Regions from separate parts of the Homo sapiens genome. Here regions 2, 3 and 4 are each linked to region 1. The links are chromatin contacts, found by Hi-C or POLR2A ChIA-PET in ENCODE. All regions are on one chromosome and are shown on one strand. The core of a region is the stretch at or near the end of the contact, and the rest is flanking DNA. Distances in the headings are between cores, read along the strand shown. Region 1 has its middle 110 kb from the start of GLUD2. Region 2 has its middle 17 kb from the start of LAMP2. Region 3 has its middle 35 kb from the start of LAMP2. Region 4 holds the start of C1GALT1C1 (C1GALT1 specific chaperone 1).

Region 1 (2,656 bases), core at 46-2,545:
GCAGCTGCCTGTTTAATAAGCTAAACACGAGATTCAGATACATGCTTAGATTTGAGGACTACTTAAGTTAACAAAAGATTAAGAGCCAAGAAATGGATTTTTGAATTTTAAAAAGGTGAAAAATGGCAGATAATAAAGCTATTAAAAGGAGTTTTGAAAAGCCTAGGAAACTTGAACTTTTGGATATTTTTCTTTTAATTTGGCAAGATAGGAATTTTTCAGTCAAAAAGAAAATTTTGTGGTAGAAGGACCTTCACATCTTGAAATAGTCTTTCTCCTTTTTTCCCCCCTCTCTCTAGAAATCTGACCTATTCCTAAAGGCTCATCTTCTCTTACATGTTCCATGACCACTCTAGTCAATGAAAATTACCTTGGTTTTTAGAGTTGCCTTCTCTTATATTTGACATTCAGCCCTAGGGCCTCTTTTATTTTTAACTTGCCTACAGTGGAGACTTCACCTTTTAATTAGGATTTACGAGCTTCATGCCTGTTGATATGGTCTCTCCAACTATCCATGTTTATCACCCAGTAGGAGCCAAATAAATGCTTGCAGTGTGCATGAGAGTATTTCAGAGGACATAATGCAACTTTGCTTGAGGAACATGAATACCGAAGCTGTGTTGAGGGAAAGTGAACTTAAAACACATGGTTATATTCACTAAAATAGTCAAATATTGAAAAAAGTAGTGTGCAGAGTTCTCTTTCTCCCCAATAGTTTTTAAAGAAATGTGGTGAACCAAAATTCTTTATTTTCATTTATGAGAAATAAACCCATTTCCATAACTCACCGTTCATTTCAACACTTTCTTTCAATTTCACCTATGACTCAGACTTGGTTTATTTCTGGCAGCACGTTGTCTTTTAACTGAGAAGTGAAAAGAACTCAGAACAATGACTTTCCAACTCCTCTAGTCCTTCTATAATAGTCCTTAAGTGCTGAGAGATAGTCGTTTGTGTGTTCGCAGATTACATCATCCATTATACTGGCCCTGTCTTGGGATCCTTTTCTTCCTTTTGGAATTTGATAACTGACTTTCTTTAATTTCATTTGTAGAAATGCATCTTACCCATTTATCCCTTCCCCCTCATTCTCCCTTTGAAGCCATAGTGTCCCTGATTTTAGTGTGGGGGACTAGGGGTGGGTGGGAATTGATGCCTGCCTGGGGGTTTTTAAGTACCAGAAGCAACATTATTTCTATATTTTTTGTTCTGCCACTGAAAATGCCTCAGCCCACACATAACTAGTTCTGGTTCTCTTCCTGTTCCTCCGCCTACAGCATCCTCCCGCTCCTCTTCAGATGTCTTCCCCCCTTCACAGCAGGCCACTTTCCTTCACAGTTCCAGAATGGTTTCATTCATCACTGTCACAGTCCCTGTCAATAGTAAACTCTGCCATCTTATCTATGGCCACCAGTAAATGAGTTTGCATTTAACATTTTAAAGAGTTTTCTTTGTTTCTGACATTCTCCACCCACTGATACTTGTACTTATGCGGCTTGCTGTCACCTTTTTTTTCCTGCCAGTTGGTTGGCAGGAACCAATCTCCCCCAGAAAATGCAAGAGGATTGTCCTGTCACTCAGAAAATCTTTCTAATCTTAATCTGACATTGGTTACAAGTGCTCACGTTCTTCTTTGGGTGAGAAAGACAGACTTAGGAAGAGGAACAATTTGAGAATTTGGCAGAGGTAGCTGAAAGTTGCAAATGATTAAATTGGACACTGGGAAATTTTGGATTTGACTTCCTGCCCTGGGCTGACCTGCTGTCAGTTCTGTGTAAATTACTTAGTCTATTTGTGTCCTTTTCTGTGCTATGGGGATGATGTTAATTTCTAAATTGGGATGGGAGGTAGGTAATGGATACCACAATTTGAACTATTAAAGTATCAACAATAATATTGTTTGTTGAAAGCTTGCTATGTGAAAAGGTGCTAGGTGATTTGTACCCACGATGTCTACTTCTCAAGACAACATTGAGCAACTTGGGGCCCAGAGTAATTCAGTGTCTTGCTCAAGATCACACAGCCCCAGCTTGTACGCAGTGGAACAAGAATTTGAACATAGATCTGTCTGGTTCCAGAGTTCGCACATGTATGATGACTTTGTTACATAAGACCAGAGTAGTACTGAGCACAATTGGGTGTTCTCAGTGATTTGTGTCTCGCCCTGCCTTGGTCTCCTTCAGGATATCAACTGATGTTGGGTTTGTGTGTGACTAATAGTGTCAGTGTTTGAATTTCAGTTCGGCCATTTGCCAGCTACATAACTTTGGGCAAGTTATTTAGTCACTCTGTGCCTATTATCCACATCTATAAAATGGGCTGATAAAGGATGATAAAAACATTTACCCCATAGATTTGTTGTGAGTCTTGACAAGTAAACACATATAAACAACTTTTGTTTAACATATTGTAACCCCTCAACGATCGTTATCTATCATCATTCTCAGCTGCAGCATTATTTCCCTACAGTGCTTCTCTGCAGACCTGTTCTGACTGGCTGTTCGACCATGCTCCAGATGGATTCTTCCTTTTATCCGTGTGTGTGTGTGTGTGTGTGTGTGTGTGTGTGTGTGTGTGTAACAACTTGTTCAGTTTTTTTTTTTTTTTAATATTAGAGCCCCACTCTCTACCTTCCAAGGTGACTGACCCTTCCAGG
Region 2 (2,656 bases), core at 44-2,543, 680 kb before region 1:
AAAACAAACAAAATCCATAATAAGAATACTGGAAGGAAAGACACCAAATTATTAACAGATTGTTTCTGAGTGTAAAGATTGTAAATAATTTCCTTTTATTCTTTTGAATTGTCTGTCTACATTTTCTATAATGGGAGTGTATTATTTTTATTGTAAAGATTAATATATGGCCAGGCCCGGTAGCTCATGCCTGTAATCCCAGCACTTTGGAGGCCAAGGTGGGGAAGATCATTTGAGGTCAGGAGTTGGAGACCAGCCTGGCCAACATGGTGAAAACCCATCTCTACTGAAAATAACCAGGTGTGGTGGTGCACCTGTAATCCCAGCTACTCCGGAGGCTGAGGCAGGAGAATCGCTCGAACCCAGGAGGCAGAGGTTGCAGTGAGCCGAGATCGCACCACTGCACTCCAACCTGGGTGACTGAGTGAGACTCTGTCTCGAAACAAAATAAAATAAAATTTTAAAAAAGATTAAAGTAAACTTTAAAAACAAAATCCAGGTTTGATTTTTTAAAATTTGATTTGCACAAAACTTTCCAGAATTGTCACTATTGAGGTGACTATTGAGTTGTCACTATTGAGGGAGAAAAAATTCCAGGACAACTGTTTATCAAGTTTTTAATCTAATCACTCATTTGCTTAAGAACGAATCTATAAGATCTATTATACAACATGGTAACTACAGTTCATTACAATATGTTGTGGAATGAAAATTGCTAAGTAGCTAGGCGCGGTGGCTCACGCCTGCAATCCCAGCACTTTGGGAGGCCAAGGCAGTAGGATCGCATGAACCCAGGAGTTCAAGACCAGTGTGGGAAACATAGCAAAACCCCGTCTCTACAAAAAAAATGCACAAAATAGCTGGACGTGTTGGTGCATACCTGTGGTCCCACTGCTCGGGAACCAAGGTAGAAGAGTGAGAAAAACTGATGGTCCTTTTAAGAAAATGTGTGGCAGTTCCTTCTGTGGGAAATGAGGGAGGAGCCTCATGTCAAGTGGTTATTTAAAACCCATATCTTGTCATTTGTGGGCTTGAAATGAATTTGGCTAAATGAATTGACTAAATTGAATTTTTAGAAATCAAATCTTGATCTTCATTTTTAAAGGTTTAAAATGTATTTGTTCTTTGTATTGAATGGAGGAATTCCGTTTAAATGTTCAAAACTGGTAGGTAGGACTGTACAAGAAAAGATGAAGGCGGTGATGACAAACCAATAAATTCAAGGAGGCCGTTTGGAGAAATCGCTGAGTCAAGAGTACGGCAATCACGTGAAGATTTTAATAAAAACGAAACTAATCAGACGCGTTTAGACTTCCCTTCCCTCTCCACCCACTTTTGGTCTTGTTAAAGGGAAGAGGAGGGTCGGTTTTAATCAATCCTTCGGTTTCCCTACTGGGCGGAGCACTGAGAAGGTGGCGGAAGGAGGGGCAACTGGGCCCGGCTGGCGCGCCTTCAGGCACGTGGGTCTGGGTTGCGGACCAGGAACACAGCGATCAGGGCGAAACATTGGCCTTTTGTGTCTCTTGCGTTTGGTACGTTTTGGGGGCCGGCTGCAGCTGTGAAAGGCCGCACTCGCTGCCAGCGGTCAAGGCGACCTTGTTCAGCAAAGCCACTATTGTACTTTGAGCTAGTGACTCCGGCGGCTTGGCAGCTTTCTAGGCATTCCTCCAGGACCTTTCTCCCCCTGGAGGCCTCAGCTTTAAATGCAGTTTGTTTTTACAGTTGGATACAGCTCTATTCTTGGCTTTGGCGCCAGGAGTAGCTTGCAATCCTTGCCAGTTAATTGTGGCCTCTGCGCGAAAAGAACGATGAAGTGCTGCCCTTTTATGTCTAAAGGTGGCGCTTCGGACTTCGCTGGCAGTAGCTGGCAGTAGGTGCTTTGAAGTCTTTCTTCAGCGAACCTACTCATCTGGTGGCCTTTATGCGAGCATGAACCTGCACCAAAGCCACTAGGCTTAGTACCTGTCCTGGGTTGGCATGTCTGTGGGTGCCGCTGTAGCTATAAATGACTTTGATTGGCATAAACACAATTGTTTCACATGTGCACTTGTCAAAATTTAATTAATTGGACACTTTATTTCTGCTAGCGAAGTTTCCTAAAAACAAATAAATAGTACACTTTAAATATATGTAGTTTATTATATGTCACTGATGCCTCAATAAAGTTGTTTAAAAGAAGCACATTCAGAAGATTAATACATGATAACTAAGATTAAGTAACTGATAAAAATACAAAATGTGTTTCTTTTATCTACATCACCGAGTAGAGAAAAAAAATCACATCTATTGCCCAATTTCGTAATTTAACTGCCATTTATTTTAAAGCCTTTAATTTCTGTAAATATAGGCACGTGGTTTTACTTGCAAAGTTTTCCTGAGGATGTTTAGTTAATATTTGATTTACTATTGCCCTGACACCGAAGAAAACACAAAGCCACTATTCTTCAAAAAAGAAAAGAAAAAAAGAAAGAAAACAAGTGATCATAGCCCCGTAGGAGATAGCCCGGCACAGGGGTCAGGAACCCTGGCTAAGGGGTCAGGCCAACGTCGGTCTGAACGGAAACTGCCATATACCAGCTGTGTGAGCTAAGTTGAATTCCTCACTTTCTCTGAGCCTCGGCTTTCTCACAGAGTTCCTGAGTGAATCAGGGTCAGC
Region 3 (2,656 bases), core at 60-2,559, 660 kb before region 1:
CTATATTTCCACCAATATCACACGGTCTTTATTACTGTAACTACATATTAGGGCTTAATATCAAATACAGTAATTCCTCCCACTTTATTCTTCTTTTTCAAGAATAAGCTTGTTTATTTCTACAAAAAGCCTAGCTGGGATTTTGATAGGAATTGCATTACATCTATAGATCAGTTTGGGAAGAATTGCTATCTTTACTATGTTGTGTATTCTAATCCATAAATATGCTATGGCACTCCATTTATTTCAGTCTTCTTTGATCTCTTTCATTAGTATTTTGTAATTTTCACCATACAGATCCTGTATGTGTTTTGTTAAGTTTATATCTAAGTATGTACTGTTCTTTGGAACAATTATAAATGGTATAGTGTTTTTCATTTTGGTTTCCACATGCTCTCTGTTAATATATAGAAATACATTTGGCTTTTGCACGTTAATCTTGAATCCTGCAAACTTTCAAGCTCACCTATTAGTTGTAGAGGATTTTTGTTGTTTATTTGCTTGGTAGATTCATTAGGCTTTTCTATATAGAAAAGCATGCCATCTTCAGGTAAGGACAGATTTATTCTTCCTTTCTAATCGGTGTTCTTTTTATTTCTTTTTCTTGTCTTATTGTGTTGTGTTTCCAGTACTATGTTGAATGAGTGATGAGAGTGAACATCCATGCCTGGTTTCTAAACAGGTGGAAGCCAGTTACTCTTTCACCATTAACTGTGATGTTAGTTGTAGGGTTTTTGTAGATGCCTTTTATCAAGTTAAGGTAGTTCCCCTATCATGCTAACTTGCTGAAAGGTTTTTTTTTTTTTAAATATAAATGGGTGTTGGATTTTGTCAAATGTTTTCTCTGTGTCAATGAATATGATAATATGATTTTCTTTCTTGAGCCTATCGATATGGTGAATTACATTGGTTTTTGAGTATTGAACCACGCTTGACTACAGGCATACATTGTTTTACTGTGCTTTGCAGATATTATGTTTTTTACAAATTGAAGATTTGTAGCAACCCTGCATTAAGCAAGTCTATCAGTACCATTTTTCCAACAGCATGTGCTCACTTTGTGTCTCTGTGATAGCATGTTTTAACAATAAAATATTTTTAAAGTATGTACATTGTTTTATAGACATAATGCTATTGCACACTTAATAGACTACAGTATGGTATCAACATAAGCATTTTATATGCACTCTTTCTCCTTTTTTTGTGAAGGTTTTCCAGAAAACCTGCTAGACAAATTCTAAAAGCTGTAACACTGACTTTTTCTTTTTGTGACTCACTTTATTGCAATATTTGCTTTATTGTGATGGTCTGGAACTGAACCTGCGTCATTTCCCAGGTATGCCTGTACTGTGATGGCTAATTTTATGTCTCAACTTGACTGGCCATGGGTGCTTAGATTAAACATTATTTCTGGGTCTGTGAGGATGTTTCCAGGTGAGGTTATCATTTGAATCAGTGAACTCAATAAGTAGATTGCCTGCCCTGATGTGGGTGAGCATGATCCAATTCACTGAGGGCCTGAATAGAACAAGAGGTGGAAAAAGAAGAAAACTGCCCTTTTTGCTTCCTGTTTGCTTGCCTGAATTGAGACATCTCATCTCATCTTCTCCAGCCCTTTGGCTGGGATTTATACCACTGGCTTCCTGGTTCTCAAACTTTCAAGCTCAGACTAAATTATACTAACAGTTTTCCTGGGTTTCCAGCTTACAGATGACAGATCATGGGACTTCTCAGCCTCCATAATTCCATGAGCCTATTCCTCAATTCCTTGTGTGTGTCTCTCTCTCTCTTTTTCATCTCCTACTGGTTCTGTTTCTCTAGAGAACCCTGACAAGTACAAACACCTGGAATAAATCCTACTTGATCATGGTGTATAGTCGTTTATATAAAATATTATATTTTATTTGCTAATATTTTGTGGAGTAGTTTTTGTGCCTATGTTCACAAAAGATACTGGTCTGTGGCTCCTTCCTCCCTCCCTTCCTCCCTCCCTTCCTTCCTTTCTTCTTTCCTTCCTTCCTTCCTCCCTCCCTTCCTTCCTTCCTTTCCTTCCTTCCTTTCCTTCCCTCCCTCCTTCCTCCCTTCCTTCCTCCCTCCCCCTTCCCTTCTCCTCCCTCCTTCCCTTTCCCTCCCTCCCTCCCTCTCTTCCTTCCTTCCTTCCGATACTGTCTTAGAATTTTGTATCAGGTTAATAATCGCCTTATAAAATGAGTTGGGAAGTGTTTCCTTCTCATTTTCTGGAAGAGATTGTGTAAAATCTTTTTCAAATGTTTGGTAGAATTCTCAGTAAAACCACATGGGCCTGGAGATTTATTTTTTTGAGAGCTTTATAGTTATAAACCCAATTTATTTAATGGTTATAGGACTATTCCGATTATATTGGTTCAGTTTTGATCATTTGTGATTTTTGTGGTTTGTGGCCTATAGTTTGTAGAATTGGTTCTTCTATGTTGTTGAATTTATGAGCATAAAGTTGTTTACAGCATTCCTTTTATTCTTTTTTTTAAATGTTTGTGGGTACAAAGTAGGTGTGTATATTTATGGGTACATGAGATGTTTTGATACAGGCACGCAATGTGAAATAAGCACACCACGGAGAACGAGGTATCCATCCCCTCAAGCATGTATCCACTGAGTTAATAAACAATCCAATTAC
Region 4 (2,656 bases), core at 107-2,606, 530 kb before region 1:
TTTTGCACCCAACAGCACCATATTGCTACAAGGAAACCACTCCTGTGGTTTTCTGCTAGAGGAAATGGAATTTTGACTTCTACCAGAAAGACAAGGTGTGGAATAGCTTGGCAGATGTAATTTCTGAGCGGTGGGTGGGGCAAGAGGCAGGAAGACTTTCCTGTGTCACTCACAGAACTTGGTCAATAAACACAGTTCCAAGAAGAGAAGTGACAGAAAACAAGCTCGGCATAATATTAGAATTGTCGGCTGTGTGCGGTGGCTCACGCCTGTAATCCCAGCACTTTGGGAGGCCGAGGCAGGTGGATCACCTGAGGTAGGGAGTTCAAGACCAGCCTGGCCAACATGGTGAGACCCTGTCTCGACTAAAAATACAAAAATTAGCCGGGCATGGTGGCATATGACTGTAATCCCAGCTACTCAGGAGGCTGAGGCAGGAGAATTGCTTGAACCCGGGAGGCGGAGGTTGCAGGCAGTGAGCCAAGATCGCACCACAGCACTCCGGCCTGGGCAACAAGAGCGAGACTCTGTTTCAAAAAAAAAAAAGAAAGAAAGAAAGAAAAAAGAAAAAGAATTGTCAGGTGCACTCTAAGATTAATTTATATAGGATTTTTGTATTTCATGTCACGCAGTTTTCATTATTTCTGGCCAATACATAATTCACATGTTTCTTTGCTCAATTATGGCATATGTGTCAGAATTCTTCCTGATGGTGATCCTACTCCTGGCTGCAAAAATAGTGATCAAAACTCAGTAAGTCTACACATTTTAAATAAAATAATTTGCAAAAATTATTCTAAGGAGATTTTTTCCCCATCACAGAGGCAAAAAATATAACACTAGGGATGCATATGATAGGATACTTTGTGCAGAAGGAAACAAAACTGCACACGAGCACAAATGAAACAGAAACTACCCCAATGGTTTTTAGATGAACCTTTTTGGGTGAAGGTAGTTGGGGTGAAGTACGGAAAACGAAGACGAAATAGGGAAGAGAAGTGAGAGGGAGGACATGGTAACCTCGATATCCCTCTGAGGGACCAAGAGAGCGCCCCCAGGAAGAAGACTCTCGGTCTCCTGTGCTGACAATCCTCCCGCTGCACCTGCCCAAGCATCCCGCGTGGAGCATGCTGGGAGAGGGCTGGGGCCCAGGCCTCCCCCAAGAGAGGGAGGGGAGTCAGGGTGCGCTTGGGGTGGGGGTCGAGGCCCCGCCACTCACCCGCGTCTAGAACGGCTTGGGGACAGGAAAGCGCAGCCGCGCACGGGTTTCCTCTCACGTTGGCGCACCACTCCGTTACGCTCCTGACCAGGCTGTTCTAGCTGCAGGCGGTGTTCTCTCGTTGGTCTCGCTAAAGGTGGGGAGCGCCAGGAAACGAGCGCCGCGAAGGCGGGGGTAGTGGGGCGGGGTAAAGGAGCCGGCGGCTGGGCGGAGCCGTCCGTTTGCCCGCCCGCGCAGGCGTCGGAAGGGCCGGCGCGCCCGCTGCGCGCACACTGCGTGCCCTTTCTCCCCGCCCCCTGCCGAGTTCAGAGACTTGCTATAGGCCTGCGTGACCCGGACGCTCTCCTTTACCCAACGGGCGTCCAGAGAAGAGGCCGTGCGTACGACTCGCTGACACCTCCCATTTCACCTTCCTGGCATGGAAATTGCGAGAGCGAGAGATTCTTGCTCCCGGTGTCGCTTTTTATCAGACCTCTTGATGGTTTCTCTGATGTACCCCTGCGTCCTTGAACCCTCATATTGCCCACCCCCCCAGTACTCCTGGGCTGAGACCAAAACGCAAGCCACTGAAATAGTCACGTAATTATGACACCAACGGTTTCCTATTATTACTGGAATGAGATCTGAAGCCCCACTGCCTGGAATCCAATCCTGTCTTCACCACACCTTTTGATATCCCAGGAAAGTTATTTCACCTCGCTGTGCCTCAGTTCCCTCATTTGTAAAGTACAGAAAATGTCACAGTAGTGCCTATTTCATAGAAAATTAGATGAGATAGTGCATATGACTCCCTTAGCAAAATTTCAAGCCTAGAGTAAGCATTTACTAAAAAGTACTGGCTGTTATTATTCACCCCAGTATTTCTAGTACTTAACCACAGTGCCAGCACGCAGTGGACAGTAAATATTAGTGGAATTAATGAATATTAGAACTACAGCTGAGGAACCAGGCCTAAAAAGGATAAGGAAATTTCAAAAGTCCACACAGCAAGTTAATGGCAGAGGTGGGACTGGAATCCAGGTCTCTTTTTTTTTTTTTTTTGAGACGGAGTTTCACTCTTGTTGCCCAGGCTGGAGTGCAATGGCACGATCTCGGCTCACTGCAACCTCTGCCTCCCGGGTTCAAGCGATTCTTCTACCTCAGCCTCCCTAGCAGCTGGGATTACAGACGCCCGCCACCACGCCCGGCTAATTTTTGTATTATTAGTAGAGACGGGGTTGGCCAGGCTGGTCTTGAATTCCTGACCTCAGGTGATCCACCCGCCTCGGCCTCCCAAAGTGCTGGGATTACAGGCTTGAGCCACTGCGCACGGCCCCCAGGTCTTCTAATTAAGAGTGCAGAGCTCTCTTTCCACGAAATATTTGATGTGTCTCTTTTTTTTTTTTTTTTTTTTGAGACCGAGTTTCGTTCTTTTTGCCCAGGCTGGAGTGCAATGGC

What was found. A loop is a pair of places that touch in the nucleus more often than their neighbours do. ChIA-PET counts read pairs that join two places held with the same protein, here RNA polymerase II (POLR2A). Pooled maps may share reads with other maps.
Region 2: a pooled map shows a loop between it and region 1 (4-fold over the local background). The contact joins two enhancer-like sites. A Hi-C loop is called at or near these places in 3 of 37 single-sample maps with no recorded cell type and 7 of 50 pooled maps.
Region 3: a map with no recorded cell type shows a loop between it and region 1 (4-fold over the local background). The contact joins two enhancer-like sites. A Hi-C loop is called at or near these places in 2 of 37 single-sample maps with no recorded cell type and 5 of 50 pooled maps. POLR2A ChIA-PET finds 5 or more read pairs at or near these places in 1 of 52 experiments (OCI-LY7).
Region 4: a pooled map shows a loop between it and region 1 (6-fold over the local background). The contact joins the promoter of C1GALT1C1 here to the enhancer-like site in region 1. A Hi-C loop is called at or near these places in 2 of 37 single-sample maps with no recorded cell type and 5 of 50 pooled maps.

The regions. Positions count from the first base shown.
Region 1 is chrX:121,160,281-121,162,936 of GRCh38, forward strand. No RefSeq gene overlaps it. Among named protein-coding and RNA genes, the nearest start is that of GLUD2, 110 kb to the left of the region's middle. RefSeq lists an enhancer at 1,096-1,345. Within about 2 kb of position 1,296, at least 2 of the 41 ENCODE cell types and tissues checked have a DNase peak (open chromatin) inside an H3K27ac peak, as active enhancers do.
Region 2 is chrX:120,484,503-120,487,158 of GRCh38, forward strand. No RefSeq gene overlaps it. Among named protein-coding and RNA genes, the nearest start is that of LAMP2, 17 kb to the left of the region's middle. Within about 2 kb of position 1,294, at least 39 of the 41 ENCODE cell types and tissues checked have a DNase peak (open chromatin) inside an H3K27ac peak, as active enhancers do.
Region 3 is chrX:120,503,447-120,506,102 of GRCh38, forward strand. It overlaps the pseudogene RNU7-86P and the pseudogene LOC124900489. Among named protein-coding and RNA genes, the nearest start is that of LAMP2, 35 kb to the left of the region's middle. Within about 2 kb of position 1,310, at least 2 of the 41 ENCODE cell types and tissues checked have a DNase peak (open chromatin) inside an H3K27ac peak, as active enhancers do.
Region 4 is chrX:120,628,698-120,631,353 of GRCh38, forward strand. C1GALT1C1 (C1GALT1 specific chaperone 1) reads right to left here and starts at 1,357. Exons shown (of 2, transcript NM_001011551.3): 1 at 1,220-1,357. RefSeq lists an enhancer at 738-1,665 and a silencer at 1,325-1,594.